Linked DNA regions of Mus musculus: region 1 is linked to region 2. A link is a loop called in an ENCODE intact Hi-C map of the cell type or tissue named here. Cell type or tissue: heart. All regions are shown on one strand. Links, peaks and the distances in the headings refer to the core of each region. The heading gives the core; the rest is flanking DNA. Region 1 has its middle 19 kb from the start of Gm40557. Region 2 holds the start of Gm10432 (predicted gene 10432).

Region 1 (8,332 bases), core at 179-8,178, 52 kb after region 2:
CAAATAAATGCCAAGTATGTCACAGACCTGGTAAACCATTGGTGCGCAATAAATGCAAATGAAGGTTTGGGTCAAAAGCAGTCCGGGGCTAAGAAATGGATTAGTGGAGAAAGTTCTTGTGCCTGGCAAACACGAGTGCCTGAGTTTGAGCCTCATATTAGAAATCTGAGTGTGGTGGCATATCTTTATAATCCAAGGGTTGGATGGGTGGAGACCAGCGGATGCCCGGGCTGTTGGGCTAGCTCATCTAACCTGTGTGCCCAGCTCCAGGATGAAAAGAAATCTTGTTTCAAAAATCAAGGTGGAGGGCCTGGGAAGATGGCTCACTGTCTAAGACTGCATATCGCCCTCGAAAAGGACCTGACTTTGATTCCAGGCACCCATTTGGGAAGGCGCACAACCACCTGTAATTCCATCTCCAGGGGATTCAATGCCTCTGGCCTTCAAGGGCATCTGCAGTCAATGTGTGTACACACCCCCACACAGACATATACATAATTAAATATAAATTTAATAAATTAAAATAAATAAATGAGGTGCCCGAGGAACAATACGTGAGGTTGTCCTTCTAACTTCTACATTCAGTAGAAGTAGAATACGCTTCTACTGCAGTAATACACTTGTGTGGCCTATGGTGAGTCACTTTACTTGGTCCTCAGACCCTCAGTTACCATGGAGACAGGGCCAGCCTTCCTCAGATTCACCCGGGAAGAGTCTGTGGACACTGAGGGGAAACAACTTCACATCTCTCTGTTCATCACAGACGCCCTACTGTAGCCTGTGGGGACTTTCTGTGTCATCGCTGCTGTCCACAGCAGGGACGGTGGTGCAAAGGCCTCCAGTGGCTGTTTCCCACAGAGAAGCCAGCCACTGATGGCTGCCACCTCCTGCTCGGAGGGAGAGAGGAAAGGGGATAATGAGACTGAAGGACTGACCTACAGCTTGCACATGTGACTGGCCCCTTCCCACGTGAGTTTTGATTGATTAATTGAGGTGATGAAATTAGCAAGGAGATAGGAGCTGTGCATTCAGAACAGCCAGCTCTCTTCTTCCTGATTAAAGAGGAGTGGGGGGGGGCAGGGGAGAGAAAGAGCAAGAGATAATGTCACAGACAGACAGACAGGCAGACAGGCAGGCAGGCAGACAGACAGGCAGGCAGGCAGGCAGAATCTACAGAGAAAGATGGAGTTTCCAGGGAGGCATAAGAAGAGACATATGGTGGCCCCAAAGAGCCTGGAGTAGTTATACAAATGGAGATGGAGCTGAAGCAGACAGAGGGTGGGGGCGGGGTGTAGAGACAGCGTCTAGAATATGAACAGGAAAAGAAAACAAATCTCAAAACTCCCTCTCACCAGTCCTACCAGCTTCCCCTCCGGAGCCACAAAATTACCTCAAGGAGAGTGACGCGTAATTTGCATGGTGAAAAGGTGCAAATTACTATCAATTCAATGCATAAAGAGGGTCCAGGCTACTCCTTAGATAGGACCCATCCCAGGAGCTGCCTTCCCCAGTGTTTTTTTTTTTTTTTGTTTTCCTTTTTCTTTTATACATTTATTTATTCAGTGTGGAAGGGGGTCATGCCATGTCCTGACACATATGTGGAAGTGGGGGGACAGCTTGCAGGAGTTGGTTCTCCCCTTCCACCAATGTGGGTCCGAGGGATGGAGCTCAGGTTGCAAGTCTTGGATGCAAGTGTATTTACCTACTGCTCGTTCCATCTCACCAGCCCTCCCTGATGTTTGCGGAACAGGATGAAGACCTAGGGTATAGCAAGTGGTAACCTCAGACAGAGCTAGCACCCATCTAAGTAAGACTCCGATCCTTCCTGTCTGTGCTGCTTGGCAGCTTCCAAGGGGCAGACCCAAGGCCACAGATCTTGCTGGAGCAAGGGGTAGGCTCAGAACTACAGAAACTGTCTTAAGCTTGTACAACTCAGAAACTTTTCCCAAGGCTCTGTGGGGTCCCTGGCATGTTCACCTCCATGCAGTGAGGGCCAGGTCAGTACCTCACTGTCCCCTGACTCCCCAACAGCCTCTTCTCAAAGGTTCTGCCTACAGATGGGAGCAAGGCAGGTTCTCCTACCAAACCTGCCAGCCTGCCTTTGCTTGCTCACTACTGCCTGGACAGCAGCCATCAGCCCAGTCACCAAGCAGTCGTGAACCTCATGTTCTCCAGCAGGTCACGGGCTTCTTGGGAACAGGAACTGGGTCATCAGAGCTAGATAATCTGGACGAGGTTACTTACATCCTCAAATCCTTGTTTTCCTCAGTTTCCTCATAGGGATGTTATGAGAATAAATGGAAGATACGAAGAGTTAAGCACAATTTCTAGAAACAAAAAGTGCTTAATAATAACAATAATAATAATTGTTATTATTATTATTATTTTACTGATTTCTGGTTTTTTTAATATCCTAACACTCAACACAGTGCCAGACACAAAAGAAAAAGGAAATCTAAAGGAATAAAATTGGACAAATAGTGCCATCAGCAACCATCCTGCCTAAGGAACACCAGCTAAGTATTTGCATCGGTCAGTTAATATCACAACATGCTGTGTAACAAGCTGCCTCCAAACAGAGTTCACAAAGCCAACATCCATTCATAGTCAAAGGGTTTCAGATCAGCAGAAGTGAGCCTCTTTCCCAAACTCCCAAACTCAAGTCCAGGATAAAGGACTATTCTGCCCAAAATTAACCTGTAAGCCCTACCTGACCAAGATAACTATCTGGAATGCTGGGAATTGTAGTTCTTGAAAAATAGCAACTCCCTCATGGGAGAGTATGGTGGCCTATAAGTTTGTTCTTAAAAACCCCTACAACACATAGTGCCATTCAGCTGGAAAATTCTAGGGAATGGTCCTGAGCAAAACCCATCTCTTCATCAATGTTTAATGTTTACTAAAGCTTGCTTTAAATTTGAGCCGATACGGTGAAATTGTTTGGTTTGGTTTTGTTTAATCCCAGCAAATCTCAGGATTAACAGGACTTTTGGAGAAAGTTGCTGTTATAGAGATAGCTGTAGGATGAAGGCAAAGAACCAGTATATCATCACTTTTATGCTGTTGCCGTCGCTCAAAGCAGGTCACGTTGTTGTCAGGGGCACGAAATCTTTGCGCCTGGGAGGCTGTGGCAGAAGCCTGTGAACTACCAAAACCACAGCCTCACGGGTCGGCATAGGTCACCCCACCTCTGCTTTCCTCCCTCTATCCCCTCCCCATCCCCAAAAAGAATGTTTCCAGTAGGATCTTAGAAGGGGTGTGGATCTTTGGTATAAAATAAAATATGTTTTGAAGCATTTTGCAAGTATAAAACAGAAAGCTCAGACAAACAGAAGTTCCTCTGACTCGGCTCCCTGCAGTTGGAAATTTGCAAATCTGTCCTAACAGAGCATTTAGTTTCCAGAAGCAGAAAATTGAGCTGACAACGTGTTGTTTACGAGCAAATTCCAGGATCTGGAGGTAAAAAGAAAGCAGTGTTCAAGCCCACGGACTATTTTCCCACTGGAGATGGAGCCTCGGTTTCAGGCTAAAAGCAGCCATTTCTATCCTCAAAGCCCCTCCCCAATTTTGCTTCTCCGGGACAGATGGTGTGATCATCGAGGAGACCTGGAAACTGTTGAGGCTCCAGATGTCCCTGGGGCAACCATCATCCATCTTTGGAGCTTGGGCCTCTGGGGGACCCTGCATGTTGCAGGGCGGAAGGGCAGAGGAAACAGAGCTGGGGGCTGGGGGTGTGGAGGGAAATCAGTTCTCGCTCCCTTTTTGCAGCAAACAGTGTTTACCTCCAAGGCTGTGTTTTTCACGGAAATGGAGACCGGCAGAGGAAAAACGCCCTTGTGAAACATTTCCATGAATTTATGTTGTTCATCTGGAGCGTCATGGCACTTCAAAGAGGTCTCTGGGGTTTGACATGGTCAGGGACACAAGACTGGCCTGCTATGCGCTGTTTAAGATCCCCAAGCTACAAGCCTGCTGGTACCTCATGGAGACCAGCAGCCAAGTGGGATAAGGGACACCCTGGGCTTGCAGGGCCTAGGCAAGTACACACGCTCACCCCACACATATTCAGACTCATCTTCATCAAGAGAAATAAAAACAGAAAACACAGTGGGTACAGGGCCATGAGACCTTGGGCAAGCCACTGAAAATCTCTCAAGATTCAAGCTCATGTTTGTACAGTAATAAAGCCTTGGACCTTGCTGGATTGTTGTGGGGACTCTGAGAAAATGAGGATCATTTTATTTTCTTTATAAATGAGGCAGGATTAGATCCATTGGCATGACTTCCTGGCTGAAATATTCCATGGACTAAGAATAGTGCCAGGTCTGGTGGTTCTCGGGTAGCAGAGCTAGTTAGACCTCTGTAAGCTCAGTGCCAGCTGGATTAGTGAGTTCCAGCCATTCAGAGATACACATAGTGAGACTCTATCTTAAAAAAAATAAAAAATAAAAAAAAATGAAGTTACTGAATAAAGCCAGAGGCTGATCAGTGGAATACATGGACCACTGATGAGGTGAGGGGCAGCAAGACCTGGGCAGTTAGGGCAAATATATGAGATAAGATGTCTGGGAAAGAGGGAAGGGCTCGGAAGGTTTAAAAAAAACAAATAGTGCAGGTATAGGCTCACAGCACAAGTCAGTTTCCAAGAGTCTGGTTCCAGGATAACCACACACACACACACACACACACACACACACACACGCGCGCGCGCACGAGCGTGTTCAGGCAGATGCTTAAACCCCAGTACTCAACGCTCCTATGGAAAGTGGTTAGTCACACAACATGCATGTGCTTTGAGCCATCTCTAGATGCTTTAATGCAATATAAATACTTTCTAAGTGGCTGTTAGGATTGTTTAGGGAGTAACGACAAGAGAATCTGTGTTTGGTTCATGTGCAGTTTGATGCTCCCAGTCCCACCCCCTACCCCCACCCAGTTCCCAGTTGGGTAATGCTGTTCATGTAGAAACTTCAGACCACAGCAGCAGAGGCTATCCCTCGCGGAAGCCCAACGAACATCTTATGACTAGTCCCTTGCTCTGATTGGGTCTCCTACCTAAGCAATAAAATAGGTCCAGTCCTGTCATCTGCAGCAGCCTCAGAGAAGGAGACACTGGACAGGGTGGGCTGGAATGACAGCTGAGCTCCAGAGACAGGCTCCCAACCTTCCTCACCCCACCCCCACATCTTCTTTCCTTTTAATCTAGCAAAAAGCTTTCACCTCTTTTATTTATTTATTTTTTGATCTTCCGCGGCATAGAGGATTTAGGTATTTTGCATTCCAAATGTTTCTTCATGCTTTAGTTTAAACCCATAAAATGAATTCTAGGGCTCCGTGTTCTACAGAAAGCCCCAAATCCTGACTCCTCTCGGCAGCCCCGCCAAGGTCTCATCAGAATAATGCAGCACAATGGGATTTGTGTGTGAGTGTGGAGTGGGGGAGAGAGGGGAGGGTGGGGAGGGAGGAGAGAGGCAGGGGTGTGTGTGAGAGAGATTAAACTCCTAGTCTTTTAAATTTTGGATGGTTTCCATGGAAACTGGCAAGTCTTCTTTGCTCTCTTCAGTTTTCTGGAGACACCTCGGCAGCCGTCCTAGCTTCCTGAGTATGTTTGGATCAGAGTTCCAAGGTCCAGGCTTGGAGAGGGAACAAGCCTCATCTGAAACTGCTTTTTGGGACTCTGACCCCAAGGGGACATACGTTAGAGACTGAACAAGCCCCTCATTGGTCCCAGTCCTCTTTCTTCCCACATCTGCCTGTGGACGCTTTCAGTGGCGCTGCAGGATGGCAGGATGTGTGCTGGAAGCTGAAGAGAACTAGCTGAGTACTGCAGGAGGTGTCAGGGCAGGAGTGGAGAACAGGCTGCTCCCACCTACAGTCTACTGCTTTCTGCCATGCCTGTCTTGGATGCTCGAGGCCCCACTGCTTGGACCACCAGAGAGCCTTGTTGGACAGCTCCTCCTGGAAACTGCCTTTGGGGATCGCTCTGGATTTACCTACCAAGAATCTTTCACAGCGATAGAATCTACCATGCAGTGTTCACAGCGATAGAATCTACCATGCAGTGTGTGTGTGTGTGTGTGTGTGTGTGTGTGTGTGTGTGTGTGTGTGTGTGTGTGTGTGTATGCGTGCACGTGGCTTTCTTCACTCAGCATAATGTTTTCAAGGTTGTGCCTCTTATTAAGTAACATTGTTTCTTGCCAGGTGTGCTGGCGTCTTTAATCCCAGCACTTGGGAGGCAGAGGCAGGTGGACTTCTGAGTTCGAGGCCAGCCTGGTCTACAAAGTGAGTTCCAGGACAGCCAGGGATACACAGAGAAACCCTGTCTCGAAAACAAACAAACAAACAAAACAACCCCCACCCCCCAAAAAGTAACATTGTGTCTCTTCAGGACTAAATGATGATCCATTGAAAGATGGACTTGTTTCCTTCATCTTTGTATCATCAGTGGGCATGTGCATTGCTTCCACCTGGAGGGCTCCCTTACTCCGTGGTCAGTGACGCATGAGCTTTAGCAGGGATCCATGGGAACAATGCATACACCAAGGGAGAAAAAAACACCGTCTGGTACAGTAAGGTTCCTGTACCTATTTCTTTGGGGTTTTTTTGGGGGGGGGGTCAATCCAGAGTCCAGACACTGGGGTCCTCACTCTGACACAAGCCTTGTGTATCTGCTGGGAGCCCCTCAACATAGCCATCTTGTGGGGAACCTCACCGTTCAAGCTGGTATGCTTCTTTTGCCTGTAATGCACAGCACTGAAAAACCCTTGCTGGATGAAGGAAGCCACACAGCAGAAGCCCAGACTGTGATCTTTTATGGCAATAAAATGTTCTTAATAGGTAAATCCGCAGCAAAGGGCAAATCACGGTGTCCACAAGAGGAGGCGTTAGGGACCAACTTCTGATGAGCACAAGGTTTTCTTCTGACTGATGACAATGTTTGGAACTTGACAGAGATAGTGACTGCTCAGCATGTGATACTAAATGCCACTGAGTCATACATGCCCTGGAACTCCTCTAACTCACAGAGATCCTCTTGCCTCTGCCTCCCAAGTGTTGGGATTAAAGTCTGTGTGCTGCTGCCACTAACACCCTGCAAGTCACACATTCTTTAAAGATTCGTTTATTTTTATTTCCTGGGAATTAGTGTCTGTCTGTGTGTCTGTGTGCCTGTCTGTGTGTATTTGCATGGTGCCTGTTGCCCATAGAGGCCAGAAGAGGTGAAAGAGCATCAGACATCTTGGAACTGGAGTTACAAATGAGTGTGTGCTGCTGTGTAGGTCCTCTGCAAGAGCAGTAAGTGCTCCTAACTGCTGAGTCATCCCTCCAGCCCCTTAGTTACACATTCTACTGTGTCTGAGCCCTGTATAAATACAGCCAAAACAATGGGAGAATGTCTTTGGTTCTGGTAGCTTCATCTATCACTTCAAAACAGGATGAACCTGTATGTTTAGTAGCTTAGAACAATCACGACTCGTTTATCTCATGACTTTGCGGGTAAGGAATTCTTGCCTGGTCTAGCTAGACGTCTGAGTTAGTCTAGAATGCAGCTACTTACACTGTAACAGAATGTGGGAGTCACACACACACAAAAAAATCTCAACAGCAACAACAGCAACAAAAGGTTTGTAAACACACAACCACCTAAAATTAATTCAAAGTCAAAAGTTTGATGAGGGATATTGAGATGGCTCATTGCGTAAAAATAAATAGATATTTCATATTTTCGTACAACAAATCTGGGGTGCTCCTGGCAGGGCTCTCTCTGGGTGTGTTGCAGGATTCCATTGCAGCCTTAGCTCTGAACATACCACATGTGCAGTTTACATTGTATGTGCCATCACGCCATGCAACACTAAACCAACACCTCCCAAACTGCCTCAGTTTAGGTTCCTGATTCTTGCATATTATGGATTGCAGTGGGTTTTTTGTTTTTTGTTTTTGTTTGTTTGTTTGTTTTTACTGCACACACAAAATTTTCTGCTCTTATAGAAACATAATGACTTAATTATGAAAAACAAGGACAGACACTATTTTCCTACAACCATTCCTCAGCACACAGCACACTTGGATAGCTTTTGATTGGATTGTGTGAAGAGGTTCCATTTTAAAATTTTTTAAAATTGCTGCTTGAGGCATTACAAAGACTGTTAACTGACTCTTGGCTTGGGATTGGGACAAGGTTTCCAACAGCTTCTGAAATGATCCTGCATAGGCATCTTCTATTTTGTACCATGTATTTATATGATGGTAGAGTTTCTCAACATTGACAAGTCTAAAATCAAACGTTATCCAGTCCTGAGAAACATGAAGATGCTTCCAAAGATAATAGAAA
Region 2 (8,332 bases), core at 15-8,014:
AGCACCTGGCATCCCAAGACTGGGACTACCGTCCCCACAGTAGAGATGACAAAAGTGAAGGGACCCACTCAAGGTCACAGAGCTCGGAAGGGACAGAGCAAGGTGTCCTCAAACCTCTGGAGGTTCACATTGCTTCTGTGAGGCCTGTGAGGTCCTAACTCAAAAGCCAGCCTTCAATCCCCTCTCCTGCTCTGGGCCTCTCTCTCTTTCTCCTTTGCTGAGGGACAGGTCCAGGGGGAATCTGTGGAGACAAGTCTGAGCTCAGAGTTGCAAGTTCAGGAGCACACCACAGCCAGCACCTCTGGAGCCAGATGCTCCAGGTGCCTCCGATGACTGGAAGGGACAGGCTCATTTTGGCTGGGTACTGTGACCACTGACGACGGTAAAGAGGGAGAGGCAGCCAGAGCTCTTGAAATGGGGATGCTGGGATGTTTATGCATGCCCTGACTGGAGGTATGATTTCCACGGGTTCCACTCCACAACAATGGGGACAGCTGCTGTTTGCCCTGTGCCATGAGCGTTCTTCATGTCGCCTCCTCAGCCCTTGTGATAGCCCCAAAAGGAACTGCTACCTGATTTGTTGAGTTGTCCAGGGTCACAAAGCTGAAAGGAAAACCTAGATTTGCTTTACTCCGAAGCCCATGCACGCCCTCTAGCCCTGGACGGCCCCTGCAGCAGCATCTTAGTCACCTCTACCAGAGAAGGCAAGTGAAGAGGAAACAGGCAGCTGGTGGACAGAGAGGTTGGACAGGAGAAGTGGACCAGATGATCTCAGATGGAAATACTGAATAATCCAGGCTCTCAGGGGACCCTTGTGCCAGGGCCACATCCTAACTGCATCCCTAGTCGGGCTTGGGTGCAGGACACTGGTTGCCTCTGGATAGACTGACGTTGCCAGTGTTCTTGAGGAGAAAATCTGTGGAAGGGATTAAGAGGGAAGGAGACTCTGATCTCCCTCCATAATTCTGTAACCATCTTGATAACGGGTGTGGTTTTGTTTGTTTGTTCTTTTGTTTGGTTTTTTGTTTGTTTGTTTTCCCATGTGAGTTATGTAGCAGAAGTGATTGGTTTCTGGAACAGCAGTACGGAGATCCATGGCTAAGAAGCCCCACCCCTCCATGCAGAGAGCTGTTGGGAGGGGCTGCTCAAGGAAGGGAGGGGCCTGAAGAGAGCACGTGCTCATCAGACATTCTGAGGCCCGAGGAGGCAGAAGCTTCCAGCAGCGAGAGTGAGAGTCTCCAAGGACCATGGAGGAGAGAGAGAGGCTTTCCCACACCACACTGCCCTCACCGAGGAGAAGCTTCCAGAAAGCACAGAAGTCTGCAGAGCCTGAGAAATGCACAGACTCATTTTTGCATGGCGCAGGGGGAGACAACGAGGGGCTTCTAACGTGAGAGTCACAAACACCACCTGTTTACTGCTCTCAAGACTAGATCACCATCTAACCCACTGCTCTGGGGTTGAACGGGTCTGACCCGGGGCCTCTGATCCCTTGCCGGTGTGGAGACCAGCATTACCTCACTCGCCCATCCACCTGTCTGATGGTTGAGCCAGATGTCAGATAAGCCTCAGCAGGACTGCCAGCCAGAACAGTGTGGATGAAGTTGAAGCCAGCCCCCACCCTCCCCTGGACTCCGCCCCCTAACATTTAATTTCACCTCTGACATAGTCCCAGACTATGCCACAATTTGGGAGAACAGAGCCCCTGGTCCTCGCAAAGGGAATAAGTTTACCTTGAACCGTAAGAAGAGCGAGAGGCACAGAAGGGATGATGATGTTGTCGCTGGACAGCAGTACACTTGCCACAGTCAAGTGTTTCTTGTGTGCCCATCATCTGTCAGGCACTGAGCGCTGAGGAGCCGGGAGGACTTTCTTGTCATGAGTGAAGATGGGCCCTTTTGTAACTCCCTCCTGCTACAGCCAGCCTCTGAGCCCAACTGAGTGGGTCTGTCCCTAATCCTGTGATGTTTGAAGGGGAATTTCCGATTTTGAGTCTTCAGAGAGCCACACTGAACTCCTTCATTGAGCCACATAAATGTCCACTTCCTGAAAACTCTCCAGGCTGGCCTTTCGTTTCACATCTGTCTTTTTTCTAAATCAGAGGGTGGCACACAGTAGCCTGGTGAGTCCTAACCCACCACTTGCTTTTATAAAGCTTTGTTAGAACTCAGCCATGGTCACTCATTTGCCATTAAGCATGGCTGCATTTTTGCCACAGTGGCAGGCTCAAGTCACTACAAGCAAGACTGCATGACCAGCAGAGTTTAAGATACTCACTGACGCTTTACAGAGTATCCTGAGCCAAGGCCTAAGGTCTTGCCTTTACTTTCCCCACAGACGTCCCAGTAAATAGGTGGAGAAGAGACTGGTGACAAAAGGAGGCTCAGAGGCCTGAAGGAAGGACCCCTGATGAAGAACAGCCACAAAGTCCCACAGTCCAGCAAACCCAAACTTCCCTGCAATTCAGATATTAACATATACAAACTAGTCCTAGCCCTCCGTGCCGTCTTCCAGGGCACATCTGTGAGTGGACGCATGCGTCTGTGTTCGCATGAACCGGGAACACCTGTGGGGACAGGGCAGCGTGGTAGTCTGAAGTGCAATTAGAAACCACAGATCCTTAACTCGGGAGAACAACGGTATTCAAAACCACAGCTGGCACGAGGCCCACAAAGGCCTGAGCATCTGTGGTTGGAGGCGTGGACTGGCCAATCACGTGTGTGTGCACACACAGAGAGGAAAAAGCCACACCCAACGGCTGCCACAGACCGACTCCTAGGAAACTTTGACTCTCCCTGAATATAAAGCTGAGGGCTTTTTTTTTTTCTTTTTCTTTTTCTGTTTTTTTTTTTTCCCCTAGTCACCATAGTGACTAAAAATTCAGGGTGAAGAGAGAAAAGGGAAACAAGACAGCTTCAAAAATACATGCTTTGTTCTTAGCTTCATCCAGCCTCAAGCTTAAAGAATGCATGCATACATGCAACTGCATGCATGCATGCACACACATGCATGCACATACACACTCACAAATGTAGGCATGCATAGTCACGCGAGCACACACACCTCTGTCTTGCAGACCTAGATAAGGAAGCTGAAAGATGGATTCTCTTTTCTCCCTAACGACATCTTCCAGAGTCTGTACCACTCGGTGCTTAAGCTCTCTTGCCCTGGATTCTGGATCCACATCTGTGTTGAAGATTCTCCAAGCCGCTTCCCCTGAGGCTACTGGAACACTTGGTTAGGGAGGAGGACAATTACCACAGAAAGGTGTAACACTAAATGTCCCCCAAGGGACCCTGAAGAAAGGAGATGGGAGGAGTGACAAGAGGCCCAAGCATGGCTCTCCTGAGTCACTACAAGGTTGTGAGGCAGAGGGGACCACATATGTGCCAGCATCTGCCAGAAACATCATTAAAGCTTCATTCTTCACCATATATGGGTGAAGAGCTAAAGAAAGAAGGCGGTGAGGTTCACTATGGGAAGAAAAGTCTTTGGACCTTGACTCTACTGTGGGGCTCAGGCAGGTGACAGGAATCAGAGACCCCCTCCACTCCTATACCCAGCTCCGGATTCCAAGAGCAGGTGGCCTTCTGGCTTACCACCCTCAGGAGGTCCTCTGGGTATACAGGCCTCTCTTTCTGGGACTTCCCAGACCCTCTCTGTCATGAGTCTGGCAGGGACCTTGGTGATGGCACTAGGCCAGAGTCTCTTCCTTCCACGCCCAGGGTCACAGCCAGAATGGAAACACAGCTGCCTCTGCCAAGTCTCCCCAGCCACAGCCCTAGGGTGAGGTCACTGGGCTTTTGCTTGGGATTGTCTCCTGCAGGCCAGTGAACAAGGCAAGCACTGCTCAGAGCGAGCCTCCGAGGAGAGGTGAACAGGTGGAAGATAGTGCGGGTCTCAAGTGAAAAGGAGTCTCAGGAACGGCTATGGCTCAGGCAGGCTGCTCAGATTTCCATTTCCCCCCAAGTCTTGTTCAGCGATTGATTAAGTGATCTCCAGAGATCTATTTTCCTAAAAAAAAAAAAAAAAGAAAGAAAGAAAGAAAAGAAAGAAAGGAAAGAAAGAAAGAAAGAAAGAAAGAAAGAAAGAAAGAAAGAAAGAAAGAGGAAAATGAATTAATATGTATACTTTGGTGAAGTGGGGGGATTGGCTCTTAGTTTGTCTCATGTTGTCTCCCCCTCCTCCTTCTCCTCTTCCTCCTCCTTTTAATTTGTTTTTGTTTCATTTTGCTAAACATGGTCCCACTAAGTATTAACTTGGGATCCTTCTGTTAGGAGTTCAGGTATGTGTCACCACATCTGATTCTTCTTTTATCTTAATAACCAGAGATAGATGGTTCATTTACTGCCTAAGGCAAAATGTGCAAGATACATGCACAAAGCCAGGCAGTTGAAATGCCTTCAGAGGCTGCCTGGAGCCCTAGATGCCTTGTGAGAAAATCGACCAGCTTCAGGAACACAAACACTCTAACACTTCTGTCCGTGAACCCAGACATCCTTTCTATCACCCATGTATCCTTCTATTCTTCCCCTTGCCTTCTGTACCATTCTTCCTACCATCCATCCATCTATCAATCTACCCATCCATCCATCCATCCATCCCTCCACCCATCGACCCATCCATCCACCCATCCATCCATCCATCCACCCATCCATCCATTCATCTACCCATCCTTCCATCCATCTATCCACTCATCCACCTATCCATCCACCCATCTATATATCCATTCATCTACCCATCCATCACTCCCTCCCTTCATCCATCCCTCCATCCACCCATCTATCCACCCATCCCTCTTGTCTTCTTACACCCACCCACCCATCCTTCCATTTATGCAGTCTTATCTTTCCACTGGTTCATTTGCCCATCCTCTTCTACCCATCAATACATTCACTGGCTGTATTTTTATAAACACCTACTTGAGCTAGATACTGCTTAGGTTTAAATAGTCACATCTATATTCATGCCTAAATTTGTTATCTGAATAAACCATGAGCCTATTCTAGAAATATCTCAGAGGGAAGAAGGGACTCCAAAGCCCTAAGGTGCAGCTTGAGAAATATAACACAGTAGACGTGTTCATGAGAAGTAGTGTTTGTCCAAGGGGGAGACTCAGCCTGTAGGTGGTCAGAATGGGATTCCCTGGGCATCCTTCGGGGTCTGAAGAGTAGAGGTTTATCATGTAGGTAACACAGGCATTCCAGGCTGAAGGCACACAAGCATGGAGGGAATTGGGAGGTTCTAGAAGGTTAAAGGAAGGCACAGAGTTCAAGGGGTACAGTTTGTGGAGAGGGAAGAGGCAGGCAAGCTAAGCTGAACTTCAGTCTCCAGGGCCAAAGCCTTGCTGAGAAACCCAGGCTGGGTGCTGAGAATGCAAGTATCCCTGGAATAAAGATCCCTAGACTGTAGCAGGGAGGGAAGGAGGCTACAGTCAGAACGGGACTGTCTCACCAGAGGCAGAAGATTTTGAAAGGTCACTCTGGTAAGTAGCCAGGGAGAGGTGGTGTGGTCTAACCTAGACACCAAGGATCAGCTGGAGAGCATGAGAGAAACTGTCATTCAGGGGACAGAAAAACAGCTTGTGGATAGGCAGTGAGCACGGTGATGCTGAAGCTCCGCCCCACCCCCACCCCAATGGCTGATCAGGCGATGATGTCCAGAGTGTAAGGAGACTTGGCGTGGGAGGGTAGGTGGAATTATAGGTGCCTGAGCTCTTGAGACCTCTGGAAAGAGAGGACTGAACTATCCTCCAATATCTGTTAGTTTATCTGCCCATCCATGCTCTTGAATGAAGGATGGACATGTGTTCATTCATTCATTCATTTGCTTTCTTTTACTTGTTTTCTTTTTATTTCTTTTTAAACAAGACTTTTCTGTGTATCCCAGGTTGAGCTCACTGCTATCCTCCTGTCTCAGCCGTTTTGCTGCTAGAGATAGAGTGTGTATCTCCATAGCCAGCTTTCATTTACTTTCTCTATGAACCAGACTTAGGGAGTTAGCTCAGTTGGTAAAGTACTTGTCTTGCAAGCAGGAGAACCTGAGTTTGATAGCCAGAACCCAAGTAAAAATGGTGACTGTGGTAGACTGCACTCATCACCCAGTTCTGGGGAGACAGAGAATGGGAGAAGCCTGGGGTCTATTGGTCAGGCAGTCTTGCTTAAATGATGAATGACAGACTAATGAGAGATTCAGTTTCAAAGGAGATGGACAGTGTATCTGAGGATAACACCTAATGTTGCCCTCTGGTCCCCATAAGCCTATGCACTCGAACATGTACAAGTATGCATCCACACATGAGTGTGTGCGCATACACGCACACGCGTGCACACAAACACACAGAGCTGCATGGGATATATAATAAACAGGACACCAAGGTGTCTCTGACTTCATTCTGGTGACAGCAATCCCCCTATCCCCCATCCCCCACCACGGACAACTCAAGCATCTGCATTATCCCAGAGTCATGAAGCAATCTGCCCAAGGACTCACAGTGAGCTGGCAGCCAGGTAGCAGAGTCTGGGCAGGGCCATGCAGCTAAGCTGGGATTTCAAGGAGTCTGAGGAAACCATGCCAGCTACAGGGTGACTCAGCAAATGACTCTTCTGCTAAAGCTCTGGCAGGAGGGGACTGAGGTGGACCTGAAAAGATGACAGCCAGGTGTCTGTGGCCAGAACATTCACTGCCTTTGTGGAGGCTGCTGGGTTTCTTCTCTTCCATATCCCTTGCTGAGTCCTGCCTGACTACTACTCTGCTTCCTAAGTGGCCTTGAGCCCGCATCTCATGGTAACCTGAGTTCTAGGCAGCTGCCTCTCTCCTAGGCTGTGAGCTCTGAGACCTGACACTTGGAACTGACAATAGAGTTGCCTTTATCGCCTTCTCTGTGAAATGAGGAGGGGGACAGGGTGGGAGGACTCAGTGGGTAAGAGCCCTAACTTTGCAAGCCTGCCAGCCTGAATGGGAATCCATGGGACATACATACAAAGTCAGAGCTGGCAGCAAACATCTGCAATTCCTGCAAGACAGGTGATGGACACAGCAGAATCCAGTATGTCTTGAGGACACAGGTCAGAGGCAGAAACAAGAGCGATCCTGCCTCAAAACAAGGTGGAAGGGGAGGAACAACTCCTGAAAGTTGTCCTCTGATCTACCCGTGTGCTGTGGCCTGAGGGTAGCTTCGGTCACATACACATCCTACACACAGACGTGCACATACACATGTGCACAAAATGAATGAATGCTTCCGTCTGGCTCGTGGGTGGGAACAGGCTTGGGAGCTATGTTGGGCGTGTCAGGGTTTGCTGGGCTGAGCACTAAAGCCAGAGCATTCACATCCTAACTATGATAATGCTGGACCTTGCAAGGGCTCACCGTGTCCAAGCTTGGCAGACATTACACTGCTAATTCCCACAGTAACTCTGTCTCTTCCTCCATAAAGCAGGAAGCTGAAGCCCAGAGGGGTTCAGGGGATGGTAGATCTGGTGTCATGAAGGCTTGCAGTTAGAGCTCAGGAACGCACAACTCTACACCCCCTCAATGTCTCGCTTGTACTTATGGTCTGAGGCCACAGCATCTCTTAACAATTCACCCTGTGGCGTGAGGCCCCTGGGACAGAGGTCTTCTCAGGGCAGGAAGAACTACTTTTGGTCAGGGTTGTTCAGATACACAGGAAGTGGCCTTAGCAAACAGTGCCAACAGCCCCTGGGCCCAAACAATGACAGCATGAGTGTGGGGCACAGTGTTGCAGCTTTGGTAGAAACCTGAACCCAAGCATCTTTCTAAGGACCCTCCTGCTGCAGTCACTCCAGGTTGTAAAATCGAGAAACGGTTCCAATGTGTCTCCAGGGACATCCGAAGAGCATTACACAGAGCATATCTGAGGCTGAGTTACTGTTCTGTCCTCAAGCTTGCCATTTGTGTGTGTGTTTGTGTGTGTGTGTGTGTGTGTGTGTGTGTGTGTGTGTACATGCATGTGTGTATGTGTGTAGGACCGTGAAAGGTAGCCTGGTTCCCAGTTGAGCTAAGGCCAGAAGCCCCGGTGACCCTGAAGGAACGACAAGCACTTCTGCCTGATTCCCAGGCACCAGACCCCTGTCACTAGCTGCAGCCCTCCATAGATTTGGAGCCATCAGTCACGTAAGGGCAACGCCCCAAATCTCTCCATAGATAGAGGACTTGACCCATGGTCATGTAGGTTCAAGACAGATCTCCATTTTAATAACATACCTAAAGGCCTGGAGGCTTAGCCAATAAACTCCCCTTCCCAGACACTCCTCCCTGCAAAAGGTATTTACCTCAGGCCCGCCCTGAGAAAGCGGGGTGTGGTTTCACT

The links. Hi-C counts contacts between places; a loop is a spot of excess contacts. Peaks named below come from ENCODE experiments on the same cell type or tissue, not always from the same donor. Only the 100,000 strongest peaks of a DNase experiment are listed, where the experiment ranks them.
Region 1: it touches region 2 in a loop (2.5-fold over the local background); 11 of 42 quality-filtered maps call a loop at or near these places.

The regions. Positions count from the first base shown.
Region 1 is chr12:100,219,189-100,227,520 of GRCm38, reverse strand. No RefSeq gene overlaps it. Among named protein-coding and RNA genes, the nearest start is that of Gm40557, 19 kb to the left of the region's middle. In heart, for the core only: no CTCF peak of the experiment used is centred there; a DNase peak (open chromatin) is centred at 3,810.
Region 2 is chr12:100,271,424-100,279,755 of GRCm38, reverse strand. Gm10432 (predicted gene 10432) reads right to left here and starts at 3,147. Exons shown (of 4, transcript NR_045741.1): 1 at 3,064-3,147. In heart, for the core only: a CTCF peak has its summit at 3,816; DNase peaks (open chromatin) are centred at 1,195, 2,655, 3,715, 7,581 and 1 weaker place.